2 separate regions of the Homo sapiens genome follow, and region 1 is linked to region 2. Evidence: chromatin loops called from intact Hi-C (ENCODE). Cell type or tissue: tibial artery. All regions are shown on one strand. Each heading gives the region's core, and the rest is flanking DNA. Links, peaks and the distances in the headings are about the cores only.

Region 1 (9,778 bases), core at 1,210-9,209, 50 kb before region 2:
CCTATCACTGGGGATATTCCTAAGAGTTTAGAGATTATTTTCCAAGGGCCAGGGCCAGAACAAATTCTTTACTAAAAAATATACAATTTTAAAATAGATAATCTATTGAATTTCACCTATGAAATTGTGTTTTTATGAAATTTTTGCTTTTCTTTAGCCCTCTAGGGTACATGAATGCAGTTTCCAATTGGGTGTGAGATACACTGCTAGTTGACCATGCAATATCCATTCAACCTTTCATCCTTATGAACAGAAGAGAAAATGGAGAAATTAACACAGAAAAGAAAAATGCATAGAAAGAATCAACAAAGCCAAAAACATATTACTATTTTTTTGGGAAAACTAGCAACTTTAACAAAGAAGAAAGAGAAAGAGAAGGAGGAGAAGGAAAGGGAGATCGAGGAGGTAGTGAGAAAAAGAGGTAGGGAAGCTTAAATAATTAACTTTAACAACAAAAGAGACATAACGGATGCAGAAATTTTTAAAGATAATATAAAGATGTTATGAAGAGCTTTATGCCAGTAAATTTGAAAACTTACATAAATTGGTCAAATTCCTGGGAACTGAATTAAAAAAGAAAGAAAATACCATAGTCCCATAACCATTAAAGTGTTTGAATCCCTAGTGAAAAATCTTCTGACAAAACAAAAACAAAACTAAAACAAATTCAGATATGGCTTTTCCAGCAAGTTCTACCAAACACTTTAAAAAAAGAATGAAAAAAAGAAAACCTACAATCTTAGACACACTGTGTCAAAGTATATAGAAAAGAAGGAAACATTTCAGTAAGGACAGCATGGGTTCAAGGAGACAGGAATTTAGCTCCACCTCTTGTGCAAAGAACAGTAAAAAATCCGTAGTTCATCTTTAATCTACCACAAAGTGGTTTTCTAAAGCATTGTTACAAGAAGGAGAGTCTTACTGGATCCTTTCACCTCTAAGAAAAAAAAAAAAAAAAGAGCAAAGTAGAAGTATGCTTATATACAGCAGTAGAAATTTAAACTTATGTATAATTTATTAATGGTGTTCTAAAATGAAATATTCAAACAATGAAATGACTAATATATAGATTATGGAGGGTAAGGGGCCAAACTACACATATATTGGAGGGAATTCACTCTCATTCTACATGTCTTAACTTGTACTGTCGTCATATGGATTCTTTCTGTGCTTTGCAATCTTTGCCTTTGCTAAGTTAGCAAATTCTTTTTAGGAAAAAAATGTGTGTATTTCCACATAAGAATACTTTTTATGTAAGTCTTTAACACATTTACATAGGTTTTTATTTTCTGTTTTAGAGATTGTTTTACACACAATAGACATTCAGTATTTGTTGAAATTAATGAAAGAATAGAGAAACATGAAAAGGGTCTGAGAAGACAATAATCTGCTTTGTAATTTATAGACAGCAATTAGGTCAAACAATTATAATAATGATGATGACAAAGAACAATATCTGAGGTACACGCAAAACCTGATGAGGGTTATTTGCCAGTTTTCCTGGCTATTTCTACACCCCTTGATCTCTAGTGAATGTTTCTACTTATAACTACACATTCTGTAAGCTTCACCTGCTGTATTTCAATCAACACTGTAAAAAATGAGGAGAGTCTTCTTGCTTCAAATTTGGTTTTTAGTTAATTACGTGATGTGTATATGATTTTCGTTACCTTTTCTGTATAGAAATCAGGAGAATCGAAAGTATGTTGATGGTGGAATTGTGGTATGACATTTTTACTGACTACTACTCATAAAAGTTTTATCTATGATCTCTATGGGTCGTTCCTGGCTTTTGAAAATTTATTTCAAGGAAGAGTTTTTGGAAATGAATTATAAGTATACAGTGTGCAATCTTATGTATTTGCAACTGTCTAAAATGTTATGATACCTTCCTTCCTCCTTGCAATCTGGCATTCATCCATTCAAGACATTTTAATTGAACTCTTACAATATTCTTAATACTATGATAAGCCTTGAAGGTAAACTGTGACTAAAAATGTTGCCAGATAAAATACAGGATTCCCAGTTAAATTTGAATTTTAGATAAACAGCATTCTTGTACTAAAAATTATTCTATGTTTATCTGAAATTCAAATTTAGCTGAGTGTCCTGTAATTTTTTGTTTACTTGTTTGTGATAAATACGGCAGCCCTAGTAAATACAGCCCCGATTTACTCTAACTTACTTTCCAGTTGGCAAGGAAGGCACTAATCAAATAATCCTCCAGATAAATGAAAAATTGCAACTGAGATAAGTATGAACAAGAATAAATTCAAAGCTGAAGAAGAAAAAAATAATTGGGAGATAAACCTGGTCAGAAAGGGGACTTCAAAGGAGACTTCTCTGTGGAAGGGTCGATGGATCCCAAATACAGCCGGGAAGGAAAGAGATGCTCTAGCACTTTTTCTTTAAATGACAGTTTTATATTCAACTTTAATGTTACAAGCAGTAGAAAGCCTAGCTGCTCACAAAGACGCAGAAAACATTCAAAGCCTTGTTTCAGGACCCACCCGCAGTCTTTCCAATTTGCCATCTGACTCATAATGAAGCCAGAGGCTGCAAGTTTTAGATGTATGCAAAAGTGGTACATTTCAATATTCAATTCCAATTAATGTGGACATTTTCTGGGGTCGGAGAAGGAAAGGTTATTTGTCCTATTAGGCCTCTGGCCCTTGCGCCTACCAGAAATGAGAGGAACCATGCCTGTTTTTAAATAGCAGGGAAAACTTTTTCAGCACAGGCTGGTGGGAAAGACGCAAATCTCTCTACTCACCTGGGAGTTGTCAGACAGGAGTGCTGAAAGTGACTACACCCTGCAGTGCCTCTGGCAGGATTAGGGCTCTCGAACTTTCCCAGTGGCCCAGCTTGTGATTCCTTCTTGCTTTCCAAATTTCCATATGCATGCAATATTTAAAAATGGTCTTGGACAGTTTGTATTAATTACTTAGCTTTTGAATATGCTCATTGTTTAACATCATTATAATAATAGTCCTACCTCAGGTTTATATGTTTATGCCCATATATTTGGGTTCCTTTAATTATCTTATTCATCTTTATGATGTCTGCAAAATAAAAGGGGAATGAGTGTTATTATACCAATTTTTATGGACACGGGAACCTGAGCATAGTCTCTACATGAGTTGCCAAAGTCATTTTTCTGACACAATCCACAACTGGACTGACTGCTTATCTAGACTCTTAGCTTTGTCTGGAGCTGTATCAAGTTAGTTAAAGGTGCAAAGTCCAAGTTTATTGACTGAAAAAAAAAACAAAAACAAAAATAAAAAAATCTTTAAAAGATAGCACTGACTGGCCGCGGTGGCTCACGCTTGTAATCCCAGTGAGAGGTGACAGCGTGCTGGCAGTTCTCACAGCCCTCACTCGCTCTCGGCGCCTCCTCTGCTTGGGCTCCCACTTTGGCGGCACTTGAGGAGCCCTTCAGCCCACCGCTGCACTGTGGGAGCCCCTTTCTAGGCTGGCCAAGGTCAGAGCCGGCTCCCTCAGCTTGCAGGGAGGTGTGGCGGGAGAGGCGCCAGCCGGAACCGGGGCTGCGCGCGGCGCTTGCGGGCCAGCTGGAGTTCCGGGTGGGCGTGGCCTTGGCGGGCCGCGCACTCTGAGCAGCCGGCCTGCCCTGCAGGCCACGGGCAATGAGGGGCTTAGCACCCGGGCCAGCGGCTGCGGAGGGTGTACTGGGTCACCCAGCAGTGCCAGCCCACCTGGCGCTGCGCTCAATTTCTCACTGGGCCTTAGCTGCCTTCCCGCGGGGCAGGACTCGGGACTTGCAGCCCGCCATGCCTGAGCCTCCCACCCCCTCCATGGGGCTCCTGGGCGGCCCGAGCCTCCCCGAGGAGCGCCACCCCCTGCTCCACGGCGCCCAGTCCCATCGACCACCCAAGGGCTGAGGAGTGCGGGCGCAAGGCACCTGGACTGGCAGGCAGCTCCACCTGCAGCCCCGGTAAGGGATCCACTGGGTGAAGCCAGCTGGGCTCCTGAGTCTGGTGGGGACGTGGAGAACCTTTATGTCTAGCTCAGGGATTGTAAATACACCAGTCAGCACCCTGTGTCTAGCTCAAGGTTTGTGAATGCACCAGTTGACACTCTGTATCTAGCTACTTTGGGGCCTTGGAGAACCTTTATGTCTGGCTCAGGGATTGTAAATACACCAATCGGCACTCTGTATCTAGCTCAAGGTTTGTAAACACACCAATCAGCAGCCTGTGTCTAGCTCAGGGTTTGTGAATGCACCAATTGACACTCTGTATCTAGCTACTCTGGTGGGGCCTTGGAGAACACTTTGTGTCCACACTCTGTATCTAGTTAATCTAGTGGGGATGTGGAGAACCTTTGTGTCTAGCTCAGGGATTGTAAACGCACCAATCAGCGCCCTGTCAAAACAGACCACTCAGCTTGCTGTAAAATGGACCAATCAGCAGGAGGTGGGTGGGGCCAGATAAGAGAATAAAAGCAGGCTGCCCGAGCCAGCAGTGGCAACCCGCTAGGGTCCCCTTGCACCCTGTGGGAGCTTTTTCTTTAACTCTTTGCAATAAATCTTGCTACTACTCACTTTTTAGGTCCCCACTGCTTTTATGAGCTGTAACACTTGCCGCCAAGGTCTGCAGCTTCACTCCTGAAGCCAGCGGGACCACGAGCCCACTGGGAGGAACGAACAACTCCAGAGGCCCTGCTTTAAGAGCTGTAACACTCCCCGCCAAGGTCTGCAGCTTCACTCCTGAGCCAGCGAGACCATGAACCCACCAGAAGGAAGAAACTCCCAACACATCCGAGCATCAGAAGGAACAAACTCCAGACGCGCCACTTAAGAGCTGTAACACTCACTGCGAGGGTCCGTGGCTTCATTTTTGAAGTCAGTGAGACCAAGAACCCACCAATTCCGGACACACCGGCACTTTGGGAGGCTGAAGCAGGAGGATCACGAGGTAAGGAGTTCGAGACCAGCCTGGCCAACACAGTGAAACCCTGTCTCTACTAAAAATACAAAAATTAGCTGGGCGTGGTGGTGGGTGCCTGTAATCCCTGCTACTCAGGAGGCTGAGGCAGGAGAATTGCTTGAACTTGGGAGGGGGAGGTTGCAGTGAGCCGAGATCATACCACCACACTCCTGCCTGGGCGACTGGGTGAGACTCCATCTCAAAAAGAAAAAGGAAGGAAAAGATAGTACTAAATATAGATAAAGAAGTCACAAAATATGCAACCAGTTAGATTAAACTCATCAAAAGTAAACTGACGCATAAAACTATTTTTTAAATCCCACCTATTAAATTGTGAAGTTATATGATTGCCATTATCATGGTAAACAGAATTATTATTAACTGCAACACTTTAGATCCCAGAGGTGGCATATGCTCTCAATTTTACCAATAAAAAAATCTGCAAGTGTGGAAATAAGTAGGTTTTTTCCTCCAAAGATTATTAAGTATTTTTGAATTATAATAGAACAGTGTATACCTTCACATTAACCCATGCCTGAGGAGACAGAAAATGAAAATAAGGTGTATCTTTAATATCTCAGCCTCTTTTTATAGTACTTTATTTCTGAATAACATTATTTTTTATAATTATATATATATTTTATTTTATGGTGGTTTAATTTATGTGCTTTTGGCTCAGAACTGATGTACATATCAAATGTATAAAAGATCTATGGATTTCATAGTTATATAATGCTGTATTTTTTTAAGCAAAGGCTTTATTTTTTCTAGGAAAATTTAGAAACAGTAATACATGTAGTCTTTCAAAAGAGCAAGATTTAATTTTTTCCATTTTTTAAAGGCTAGAGAATTTCCTCCTTATTACTGAAAACTCTACTATTGAAAGCTCCTCTTCATATGTAGGTTTCTATCTTGTTTCTGAGGAAAATAAACAGGTAATTTCAAAAAAGAATGATTATTTGCAGGGCACTGAACCTCAAAAATGATTTTACGCTTTCTAAAACTACCTGTGTTCTTCAATACTGCCCCAGACACTGGAGCAGAAGGAGCTCCAGGGCCTCCTCTGCAGTCAAAGCGACCCCACTTTTATCTGTACCAAGAAAGGTTTCAAATAAAAAGTGTTCCCCTAAAAGAAGCACCATTAAAAATTTCAGGGCAGAAGTATATCTCCCAGGTGTTATCAGATCATGTGTGTGACTTTTTCAATCTGCTCATGAGACAGGCCTACCAGACTTTGAAATTACTTCAAACTTGAGGATCCTTTTGATAATGAACACATCTGTGATTTATGAGAATGTGGTTGTACTTCATGGACTGCGATTTTTTTTAAGCATGGTATAGAGCTACTACCTACCATCTCTGCAGATTGTACAGAATTATCTGTGGCAGGATGCGGAAGATGCAGAGCACCTCAGCCCTAACTTTGTGACCAGCTAAAAGGGTTCCAGAAACTTTACATAAGCAATTCCAGTCAATCCTTGCTGTTATCCCGTAACATATTTTGGTAATAATCCTATTACTATTTTCAGACCCTTCTAGAATTAAATCACTTCTGTGACTGGATGGTCGTGGAATCTGTGATATTTAACACTACCTCTCTCTTCCTACCACTTAAACTCATTGCAAAGAACAGAAAAAGTGACTCAATTCTGAATAATTAGTTCTTTATAAGATATGCTGTCACATAGGAAGAATAATATTTTAGATGTTTTTACTAATTCATAAGACATTTCTAATAGGCAGCACTGCGGTAATATGCTTACTAAGTTCCAGTTTTGTTTGACCTGCCAGAAGTAAATTGTTCCTGTAAAGTTTTAATAATCCATGACATGTAACTCAGGATTTTTTCTAAAGGTTGTCATTATTAGCACTTATATAAATCCAGAAAACATTTTAATGTAAGTTAAGAGCCATTAGGACCTAGGAGGAAAAACGACTCTTAGGGCATTCCTGACATTCAGCGAGGATATTTTGAAACAATAATTCCTCCAGACTAACAGGCAGAACCCACTGCAGCCCTATGCTGTGGTGTCTGGAAAAATTCTTTTCATTAGTTCTGTAGATCACAACAGAAGGGGCCTTTCTCACACAGAGACATCTACTCAGCTTGCTTAGTTTTTGATCTCCTTTCTTCAATTCAGATGGATTTTGTAGGAACTTGCCATGTGTCACACTTTACCTTATAAACAGTAATGTATCTTTGGAACAACTCCAAAGAAACTATGAGAACATGTGAAATAGACTAGAGTTTATTTCAAGAAAGGTGCTTTGTAATTATGAAGTGTTATGATATGTTGTATGCTATAAACATCTGAACACATTCTGAAGTTGTAGATGTTCATTTCTTTGGAGTGTGAGACTGCCATACTCACCTTAATAACTCATAATAATCCTGTAGATATTAATATTTACCCTATTCCATTGACTATTATTTTCATTGAAGGTGTGTTTTCAGTCCGAGAAAAAAATAAAAATGACAAACCAGACATTCCCATTTTACATAAAATCATGGTGTTAAAATGAATCAACCATAGAAAGATATTATTTATAAAACCTCTGAATTGTTCTAGATAGAGAGATCCAAAAAGAAAAATCAGACAAGTCATGAAAATAACACTCAACTAATATTCTAAGGCCCAAAGAGAATTGACTTGGGTGATTTAGGGTGCTCTATATTACATTTCTGTATCTGTTGGATTTAGGTTTTTTGCCAAAAGTATCTATTAGAGGCAACTCTTGTGATTTCTTAGTTTTAGTGACTTGGGAATAGGAAAGTAGTAGAAGTAGTGGGAGATAATGTCAGCCTTGGTTAAAAATTCTAAAATCTAATAAATGGAAACAAAGCAGTTTTTGAAAATTATGCCTAAGGCCAATTTTTTTATTATGAATGAAATAAGTAACTTCAGTGAAAGTTTTGTAAAGTATTCAAAATGTTTTCTTGATGTAGTTAGCTTCTTGAGAATTTATGTATTTATTGTTGTTGTTATTTTACTCTATTTTTTGATTGCTGGTTTGTTTGTTTCCTTTGAATCAAGATTATATGCTGAATCTCAATGATGGTAAGCCATGAGATTTAGAGAGCTGTACCACGAGCAATCTGATTTACCCAGTTTCCAGAATGTTTGCCTGTTTGCAGCAGTCTGCCTCAATACTGAAGTTTAGCATACTTGAAAATTGCAAACCTTTAGCTAAAAATAACCATTACACATTCTCACGTTGAAAGGTAAGCCTGGGTATTGAAACAGTCATTAGTGTAGAGAAGGGGTGCCTCAAAAATACTCAAACAGCCCTTTCAAACAGTCCATTATTTCTAACTTTTCTATTCCTGTCATCACTACCAGTATCTCCCAGATGACAGAGCTTATAATGCAAAGGGTTAATTCCCTACGTTGCTTGGTCTCCTAAGCAATCAGTTACTTTTCTTTTTTAGTTGTTTCCAAATTAGCCTAATCTTTATCACTTCTTTTTCATAATATTGTAATAGACTAATTGTGTTCCCTGTCTATCTCTTTTGACCAAAGGGAAAAGTTTTGCTTGCTGATGTTACAGTGATAAGAAAGGAAAGAAAGAAAAAGAGAGAAAGAAAGGAAGGAAGGAAGGGAAAGAAAGAAAGGAAAGAAAGAAAGAAAGAAGAAAGAAAAAGAAGGAAGAAAGGAAGGAAGGAAGAAAGAGAGAGAGAAGGAGGAAAGAGAGAAAGAGAAAATGTTGTTTGAGGTCCTAATAAAGTCCTCAGTCTAGTATTCATACATTTTATCTCTCCAAGCCTGACTCTGTGATCTTTACAGCTGTCATACCTCCTCATCTTACACTCATTTCTGTTTTTTCTTGCTTTTGTTCTTACCTTCTACACCTTTGAATGTTCAGCTTCTCTCTGTAATCAAAATTCTAAAATGCTAAGGTTCAAGTAGAGTTAAACTTTTCCCCGAAGCCTTCTTCAAAAATTTACCCTCAAGAATCTTTTCTGTACTATTTCCAGGACATTTTATGACATGGATAGTGTCAATATACCTCATATTTACTAGTTTTCTGTATTTAAGTTAAATTAGGGATAAGCTGATTCTTATATGTTTTTCTATTCCACAAATTAGTTTTCTAAATTACAGTTTATGACTCATTTATAAAATCAATTTAGTTCACCAAGAAGTTTATTTTTTCCAATGAAATAGATATGAATAGAAAATACCAGAGAGTGGTACATGGAGTAAAGATGAATATTGATTTGTAACTCTTTTGTTTTTGTTTTTTTCTTGTATGTGTATGCACACTCTTCTGTTTTGCATCCCGATGTACAAATGTATTTTTTTTACCATGAATCATGGTCGTAAATATTTTTTAAACTTTACGAAAATTATGTCTGTACTCACTCATTCATATGTACAGTTATTCATGCATTCAACATGTTGAGTATGCTGGAAAAATAAAACATAATAAAATAGTCTCTATCTTGGAGGACCTAGGATTCTCTTAGGATAGATTGATAGGTACACAAACAATTGGAGATGATGTGCCTAAATTCTGATATGCAGAGAACAGATAATTCTCTGGGAAGATGAAAGAAGTAATAGCAGTTTCTTAAGTGTCTCTTGTTGGCACTTATTCTTCATTTTCCTAGTCAGAAATCAGCATGCTACATTTTAATTTAAATACTGTAAAGATATTTGTTTAATGCCTAGTTTCTTCTCTTTTAAATGAATTATATGGTTATTGACAAGTAATGAAGTTTAAATGAATTATATGGTTATTGACAAGTAACAAAGCTATCATATAATATAAAATTCTGTTTGGGCAGGTTGCAAAAATAATAAAGCCTCTTCAACAGGCTTGAACTA
Region 2 (9,608 bases), core at 1-8,000:
CACCTAGGAATTTAAGAGGTAGGCTGCCACTTGCTGCAGGAAGCTCAGGAGAAACTGATAAAAGTCCTGGACAACAAGTATTAATAGCTTGTTGTAAAAGTATCCAAGGGCTGGCACTTAAGGAAAAGAAAGCCAATATTTATTGGAGGTCTATGATATGCTGTAATTTCTTCTAGGCATCTTTTAAATGTTTTTCTCATTTATCTTCACAATTATTCTATAAGATGGTATTGTTAGTACATTTTACAGATAGGAATCTAAAACTCAGAAACATTAAGAAGCTTGCCTGATGTCACATATCTAGTAAATGTGAGATCTGGGAGCTGAACAGAGGCCTGTCTTTCTCCAGTGACCATTTGGTTTTTGTTATATCACTGGCTTCTGCTCAGCCGCAAAATTGAGAACATGAGAGAACTGTTTCTACATGAAACCCCTCCCTAAGTCTACTTTTCTATCTGAAAAAAGAAATTAGCAAATTCTTTTCAGATAGTCAAATAACAGAACCATTATCATCCTGGAAGACAGACAGTACTTTTAATTATTTTATCAAAATACTCCGGAGAAAGGAAAGTAAAATGCAAAGAGCATAAGTTTTAGCAGCCAACTAAGCTAAATTTAAATCATGGTTTCATTACTTCTTGTCAGTCTGCTTTTCTCAGTAACATACCAGGGTGAGGTAAATTATATCTAAGTAATATGAGAATAAACAGACCTATATGACCCAACTTAAATTTAACTGATATAAATAAAATGTTCAAGCATAATCGCTGCCATATTACAGATGTTATAGAAATATTATTTCCTTCTACCTTTGTCTAAGTTAATATGATAAGCCAAAACACTCAGAAAATGCTCTTACTACTTGTTAGCAACTCACTTTTGTTTTTCTCAGCAGTCCCTTATCTGAACTCTTTTACTTTTGTTTCCTGTTCCATTGGTCTCTTCTGCTTTGCAATGCTTCTAATGCTTCTAATCTTTTACTGAGCAAAAATGCCTTTGTCTCATACTCTCTTATAAAATACATATTAGCCCAGATCCTAACATTCTCTAAAGAAAAGATGCTACTGAATGCAATGTTTAAGTAGCCTGAAATTGCACCTGCATTATCATATTTCATACTTTCATATTTTTGTTTATATTTCTTTGAAATTAGTTTTAGTCTTTCCTGTGTATAAGAATAAATATGCTCATTGTAGGAAATACTAAAAATGCAGAATTTTTGTAAAGTCCTCCAAAATTCTGCAACTCAGAAAAACCTCCACATTGTTAGTATTCTCAAAAAAAATTTTTTTTTTGCAGGCTTCCTTTCACTGGCTTCCTTTCACTGTGTGTGTGTGTGTGTGTGTGTGTGTGTGTGTGTGATCATAATTGGCTTCTAAATGGGTTATTTCACTTGAAATAATACCATATTCTTTTTCTTTTGTCATTAGAAAATAATTTAATAACATAGTTTTTAATGGCTGCATAATAGTTCATCATATAGCTATCCCTGCTTTATTTGTTTATAATCTCTCCTGGGAAAAGCACTGCAATACAAATATCTATTTAAATTGCCATTGCTTGAAAAATAGAACTAATGAGAAAAGACACAATTACAATGCATATTCAGTCTCATAATTACAGAGTTTGTACAGCTGTGGCTTTGGCAACAGAAGAATTAATTAAAATATCAAAAATTCACTATCATTCACTAAGTGACTCATGAATAGTTTTACAAGTTTATATTGTATATTGTTCTTATGAAAATGTTCATTGATATACCATTTTGTTATTGTTAGGAAGGAAATAATTTTCTATAAATATTTGTTGAGTAAACAGAAATAAAAAAGACTTTTGTATCTTTATATTCCTATGGTACTAAAAATATTTTCCAAGAAGGGAAATACCATTTCCTAACATTACACAAAATACATATGATAGATGGACAGAGGTTTATATAGTCATTGAAAGAATATTTCAGATTTTAAATTTTAATTACTTTGTTCATATTCAAATTCCTCTATCAATTCTTTATTCACAGCTGCTATGTGAATCCAAGCAAATTTTTCATCTAGAGACCCTCTCTTGCAAAATCTTTAAAGACAGTTGAACTAAACAATTCTTATGTCCATGTCAGCCCTAAAATCCTACATTTCTGTGTTCTAACAGGTTAATTAATATGGTTTCTAAATCAAAGCATAATAAAATTATATTAGGTACCTTGTTTTTGAGGATGAAAGAGAATATGCTCAAAAAGCTTTATTAATATTTTTCAGGTATACTGCTATATGTCAGCTAAAACTTTGGAAATTAAATAATTACATAAAGTATTATGACTATAACTGCTGATTATATAGAACACATGTAGGCACAAAACATGCATCTAAAAAAGATCTTGCTTACTTAAAAAAAAATCCTGTTTTTAGAGCACTATTTGTTTTGATAAGATAAACCATTTGTGTAAGGCACAATGAATGGCAAAATTCTTTTATCTTATCAAATAGAGGGTTACATAGGAAAGGATGCATTCTCCAGAATTTTGATAGTGTAAAATATTTAATACTGTAAGAGTTCTTAGTGGATCAGTAAAGACATACCATGAAAAGTTATTTTTGAGGAGTACTTAAGCAGTTACAGTGTTATCATATGAAGGCAAATTATAATATTCCTTCTTACTAGCCAGGCCTCCATGTACTTTTTGATCTTTTCCCTAAATGCATTTCATATTCCTTGGTTATATCTGAAGAAAGCCAATACCTTTAGTCCAAACATAGGAGAAAAGTAATCGGGGCTTTCACTGCAATCCAGTAGATGAATACATTATTTATTGATAACCTTTGTTATGTGTACACAGCTGGGGATGGAGGTGTGGTCAAAGTGTGGTAGAGATCACCAGAGGACACTTCAGACACCACTAGGACTGGTATGGCTTTCTCCTCTTCACTCCTGTTTTAAAGATTGCTCAGACTTTTTCAAGAAATGTGTAGAAATATGTTTGAGGCTCAGCATGCTTCTCTTATTTTGCTGATGAAGAGTCTCTGGCATTAGCCAGACTTCTTGGAATAGTAATATTTTTTAATAGCAAACTAACATGTCCTCTAACAAAAACCTTCCCTTCCCACTTTTTTTTAACCAGTTTGCTGAGTATCATGTTAGTATTCACTTTTTTCTTCATAAGAGCCTAAAATGCCTTGCATTTTGGCAAAGTGAATTTATTTTATTTTTTAGCTTCTACATTATTTAAAACAAAAAGTGTCGACTGCTTGAACTTTCATTTTTATATCAATCAATATTTCCTGGTCTCCTTTTCAAACGAGCTGACTTTTCTGAAGATTTTTAAGAGGCCACCTGATTTCAGGAGTAAAAATAAATAAATGAGAAGAAAGTATTTACTATTTTCAACTACATCTGTGGCAAAGAATCAAAATGTGCATATATCCCAACTGCGAAGTATCTCTAGTTAAAATATAAGCTGTTTAACATTAACTTTAATGTTAGCAACCTCACAAATGCCTTCTCTACAAGTCAGGGCCTCACAGAAAGCCATAAAAGGAAAGGAATATAATTTCTCTTGCTGGCACTTACTGAAAAGCTAAAATAGAATAGTAACAGAAATCATATTTGCCAGCCCTAACTGAAGGAATTGTGAAACATCTCAGAAGATTGTAAGTTATTATAAAAATGTTGTAATTACCATGCTATTAACTATGCCTTATAGGAGTTGAAACTTTTGTTTAACCAAAAATTATTTCAAGAACAGACAGCTAATTACTTACATTTAGAAAATATATTGCATACAAAGATATGGAGCATTTTAAAACGTAGCTTTAGGTTGAAATGCAGTAGTCCATTTTTTACTCCCTAATAAGAACTAGGATTTTTGAAATGATATTTTCAAGTATAGTAATAATATCTTTGAAATAATTCACTTATTTTTCCAGTTGCTGGCTTCAAAAGATTTTTAAAAACTGTGTCATTTATTTCATAAATTCTGAATTCTTTAAAGCAAACATGAGTGTGTGAAAGTTAGTTAAAGCACACCTACAGTAAGAAATTACGTGATTCTTACAGTGAGTTATTGCTCTTTTTAAAAGTGATTCATTGACTATGGCTTGGGTAGCTTAACCCTTTGAAGTACACATATCTGCATATACAGATTACACATGTTTTGAAAAAATGAGTAAGTTTTGAATTACAGGTATGTATGTGGAATTGTGAGGTCAATACAGAAAGTTTGGATAAAATGCCACTTTGGCAGAACGCTAAAGATTAGTGTCAGCTGTGGGATCTTTTTGTTGATGTAATAATGCACATTTCAGTTCACCTTAAACAATGACTATCTTGACTACTGTATTATGTCATTATATACTGCATTTATGGCTCTTTCAGGAATAATTGTGAAAGCTTTATTGAATTATTTTTCATTTCTTTTCTAATTACAATTTTCAATTTATGTCATATCCAAGGGAACATAACAAGAAACTAAATCAATTTATTTCTCTGTGTTTCTTTTTTAATAAAAAGAAAACTAAGCTTTTCTGATTTTTTTCTGAAATTGCTTTTTTATGCTTTCTTAAAAACAAATTTATCTTTAAATTTAAATTCAAATATGAAACCCCTTGCCAAGATACATGTTTAGCTTTTTTTTTCCTTCAGAGAATTTTTTTCCTGGTAAGAATAATTTATATGGCTGAGGCTTTAGTCCCAAAACAGTTTTAAATTGAAAAAAAAGTGGCTTTTAAGAAACCGAAATGCCCATTTTTTGTCTTAAATGAGTCTACCAATGCCTCCTTTCTCCTTTCCTCCACTATCCTCCCTCACTCACACTTCAACAAGTATACCCCCACACTATTTTTCACACTGTTTCTTCCCTAGAGTAAGTCCTTTTCAGGCTACCTGGTGGTTTGTCCACAGCCTAGGCAATGCAAATATCACCCAAATGAGTCCCTGAGATACATGTTAATAGAAGCTATACAATGTAATGTTAAGAACCAGTTGGCTTCTCTGTCTCCAAATACTGATCTAATACATGTTTGCAGATTAGATTTACAATGGATGAATTTACATACAGTTCTGTGCTCTGTAGAGAAATGTAGTTGCTTTAGAGTCGGAACGGCAAAATGTGGCTCTTCTGAACCTAGAAGAGAAAATTCTGACCCCTCCTCCTTCCCCATTTTAATGGTTTGACTAACCACAGACAAACACCCTTAGCATATTTGGGGAAGTAAGTTGTTATTTTATCGGTTTGAGGACTTCTCTAAACTTATCTTTTATATGCTCTCCAGCCCTAGGCTGTGATGTTTTCTGGTTGTCTTTAAATATCTGAAGAGGCAAAAGCTCTTGCTCTCAGTTCTTATTAACTTCTCGTCACAACAGGAATAGTCTGTTAATCTAATTTGCCTATAAACTTATTTTTTTCTTTCCTTGGTTTTCTACCCATAACATTCCCCAACTTAATTTGCTGCTTGGAACTTCTATATTGAAGACCACCCATTTCCTTATCTATTACCTGCTCATTCTTCACTGTGTCTATGGATATATCTGATGCTCTCTATTCTTAAAAGGATGAGAAAATAAGAAATAGGAAGAAACTGAGGGGTTGTTTTAAAACTCAACCAATAAATTATTGACATTACACCTAGCTGATACAAATCTATACACTCGTGGGTTCAAGAAATTTCATTTTCTTTTACGATCACGATTTAAAAGTGTAATTCTAACTCTGAGACATCTTCCCATTGGGATGACAGGAAATTCAATCCCAGGCACTCTCGGTACTCCCCATCTTCTCTCCCTCCTCTTCCCCCAGGCCCAGAGTGTTAAGGAATAGAAGTCACAAATATGATGTGGAAACAGTAAAAGGTGGCACCTTTTCAAGATTGTGCCCCTCCTCTACATAGGCCCATCTGATTTCTGATCTTGCTTGGACAGATCTTCTGTATTTTCAACAGAAGGCATAAATGTGAATTTTTATGTGAATTCTCTCAAATTATAAATATTTATTTAAATGATGCCATTTAAAAATATATAGCTTTAAGCCAATTCAGCCCATTGGCCACCATTTTACAACTTCTATCTTGGACATGGTAAGTGCCATAAGGGCACTTGCCATCAGGCTGCTTCGGCCTTTCTGCCCTGCGTGAAGGCAAGGGTCGGCCTGGCTATCTGTCTGATAACTTTTCAGAGCCCAGGGGCTCAGGGGAGATGCTCACTTAGATAGCCTCTACCCTAACATTTGGTGATTATCATTTATTACAGAGTACTTTGTGCTTCAGGAGTTCTCTAGTTCTAAAGGTTATTTGCACAAGCAAAACAATAAAAAATTAATTACACCAAATAGTAGGCATTGCATGGTTCTTATCAGGTGAAACTAGAGGAAGTATTTGGCATGTTTCTTTATTCTTTGCAGAGATTCCATAATTCCAACACTATGAGGAATATATTGGTAAAAGGAGAGAAGCTGGTGTCTGGCCCCCTAATACATGATGTGCTTCAAAAGTCCAGGCATGAGCAAATAGAAGATGTGTGAATCTGGACATGGATAAGGGAAAGAATGGAAAATAAAATTGCAAGAGATGATGTAGAGTAAACTGGATAGGATTTGGTACCAAAGATATAGACAGTGATTGGAGGAGGGCAGAGTAGACACAGATGTCTACAGTTTAAGGACTCTATGGATAAGAGGATGAATTTTCCCTTCAACAAAATATTGACTAATGCCAAATTAGTTTCAGATGATCTATAATCAGTTCTATTTTCAACAAATCAGATCATGACTCTCCGCATCTTAAAAGTTTCCATTGGCTCTCTGATACAAATGGGACACATTTTAGCCTCTTCTACTTGGTCTAAAAAGTCCTTTAACATACAACCTCAAACTGCCTCTCTAGTCCTTACATAGCACCCTGAATGCTCAATATTCTACATCTGCTCAAACACACTATTTTTTTCTTTGTTGTTTCTAAAACATGCCAGGCAAATGTCACAAGTATGTTGTATTCTCTGTTAAATTGGCAGAATAAGTTTATTTAAATCAGTTTGTGCCTAAAACAGCTCTCATTTTAGCTCTTGCCTATCTTTCCCCTACCCAGATCCTTTGAAAACAACTTGAGATAGTGTACAGAATTATGGTCGTCCAATAGGTTTTTACTTTCTTAAGACTGATTATTTCAGTGAAAATAAAAATTCTCTACCATTCTTACCAATTAAGTCACTTTGAACAAGTGACTGACTGTTTTTTTTTTAAGTTTGGGGTGCTAATTGTGAACATTAAATAAGACCATGTTTGTACATTAGATAGTCAAAAAATGTTAGATTCCAATTAACTGATCAGCAATTTGGCCAAAAGGAAATTGAGGCCACAAAAATACAGGAAATGGGAAAAGGGAGTGAAGGGTAGAAGAAAAAAAGAGGAAATATAGATAGTTGTATCCCTCCAACAAAGTCCCTTTAGATACTGTTTACTGGTAGACAGTAAATAGGCTCTTCCTAGAAAATTTAAAACATATATTTGTTAATTTATCAAGTGCTAGAAGTATAAATTTACTTAGTAAAATACTACTTCTATTAAAAAATTAGATAGCTTTGTAGATAACTTATAAAAATACTTGATTCTCATTATCTATTGTGTCAACAAATCTTTAAAATGAGTACCATTCCCTGTCAAAATCACACTAATGCCATATTTTTGCATAAAGTAAACATTCCTGATGACAGATGGAGGGCAATAAATATGCTTGAGAAAATACCTTATATTTCAGCCGGCCACAGTGGCTCACGCCTGTAATCCCAACACTTTAGGAGGTCGAGGCGGGCAGATCATGAGGTCAGGAGATGGAAACCATCCTGGCCAACATGGTGAAACACCATCTCTACTGAGAACACAAAAATTAGCTGGGTGTGGTGGCACATGCCTGTAATACCAGCTACTCCAGAGGTTGAGGCACGAGAATCGCTTGAACTTGAGGGGTGGAGGTTGCAGTAAGCTGAGATCATGCCACTGCACTCCAGCTTGGTGACAGAGGGAGACAGTCTCAAAAAAAAAAAATTACATTTCTATTCTTCCCAAAAGACATCTCAAAGGTGAACTGTGAATGAAAATCATTTTCTACAGCAGTGATATGGTCTGGCTCTGTGACCCCACCCAAATCTCATCTCCAATAGTAACCCCCACATGTGGAGGGAAGGACCTGGTGGGAGGTGATTGGCTCATGGGGATGGTCTCCCCCATGCTATTCTCGTGATAGTGAATGAGTTCTCACAAGATCTGATGGTTTAAAAATGTGGAACTTCTCTCTTTCTCTCTCTCCTGCTGCCATGTAAGACCTGCTTTGCTTCCCCTTTGCCTTCTGATATGATTGTAAGTTTCTTGAGGCCTCCAGAGACATGTGAAACTGTGAACCAGTTAAACTTTTTTTCTTTATAAATTATCCAGTCTCAAGTAGTTTTTTATAGCAGTGTGAATGTGGACTAATACAAGCGGTAAGCTGGATTTTGAGATAACTGACAGGAAGAAGTTTGGCTGGTAAAATGAACACTGTACTTCTGATACCCTTGGTTGTTTTCAGCTACCATCAGTTATAAGACTTCAGAAAGGTCTTGTTTGTGCCTGTCTTCAGAAAAAATAAAGAAAAGAAGGGAGAGAAAGAAGGGCAGGAAGGAGGAAGATAGGCTATATTGCCTTTGGTCTGGAATTTCAGCCACAATTCCAGCCTTGTATTTGCTAAACACCTGTTTCTGGCCCTCTAGTTTAATTCTCCTGCTGTCCTAACCACTTAATGCTAGATCCATCTTTGTTCTCTCATCTCTGACATTGAACTTGGCTGAAATTTGTCATACTCTATTCTCTTTCCCATAAAGGTAGTCTGTGTTCATTCCTAGCAAATGACTGTCTTGTGCCAAAGGTCATCCACCATTTAGTCAAGCTTCCCCACCTCAACAGAGTCTAGAGAATTAGATTCACAAATCCTCCCACTTATACCTCTATCGCTACTGTGCAACTCCCCATTCTATTCATAAAACTGGCTACTCATAAGAAGAATATCTTTAGGAAATGGTTTGTGGCTGTGGAAAGCTCAGAGATAGCCCTCTGGCTCAAAGGAAGAGTTAATTTAAGTCACTTCAAACAGATTACGTATCTGTTTTTTCCCTCTCTGTCTCCCCAATCCATTTTCTATGATTAGAAAATAATGTTTAAAAGTGATTTGTGATTCAGCTCTTGCTGCAAAGTGGGTATTTGTAGTTACAACTACAAATTGGCTTAACCAATTAAAGTCTTTGTGCAAAAAACCTTGAGATGAGAAGGTGCTTACACTGACAAACCAGTCAAGATAAAGCTTTTCAAAGCATCTGTCAGGAGGAGACATATGGAGTGAACACTGCAAATGAGGACAGCTAACTTGTCCTTGTCCTTCTCCTGTCTTTTCACTTTTCAGAAAGGTTCAGAGAAAGAAGGTACACAACTTTCACTATAATTCATTCCAGTGATTCTCCTAACATTGCGGCTAGGAAGTTTAGTTCTTTTAAGCGCGCATCTCCTTTTTTCCTATAGCCATTTAGATCCATTTACCTTTCTGCTGAATTCAATGGCAGCTGTTCAGTCCTCCGGTGTACCTGTTTCATAGTCTTTG

The links. Peaks named below come from ENCODE experiments on the same cell type or tissue, not always from the same donor. Only the 100,000 strongest peaks of a DNase experiment are listed, where the experiment ranks them.
Region 1: it touches region 2 in a loop (2.4-fold over the local background); 5 of 110 quality-filtered maps call a loop at or near these places.

What each region holds. Positions count from the first base shown.
Region 1 is chr3:152,148,893-152,158,670 of GRCh38, forward strand. It overlaps LINC02917 (long intergenic non-protein coding RNA 2917), which reads right to left. Exons shown (of 3, transcript NR_186000.1): 2 at 2,774-3,062. Among named protein-coding and RNA genes, the nearest start is that of LINC02917, 52 kb to the right of the region's middle. In tibial artery, for the core only: no CTCF peak of the experiment used is centred there; no DNase peak of the experiment used is centred there; H3K27ac peaks cover 7,730 bases.
Region 2 is chr3:152,200,325-152,209,932 of GRCh38, forward strand. It overlaps LINC02917 (long intergenic non-protein coding RNA 2917), which reads right to left and starts at 5,103. Exons shown (of 3, transcript NR_186000.1): 1 at 5,049-5,103. LOC101928166 (a long non-coding RNA gene) reads right to left here and starts at 5,105. Exons shown (of 3, transcript NR_136178.1): 1 at 5,049-5,105. RefSeq lists a silencer at 2,656-2,950. In tibial artery, for the core only: no CTCF peak of the experiment used is centred there; no DNase peak of the experiment used is centred there; H3K4me3 peaks cover 4,064 bases; H3K27ac peaks cover 8,000 bases.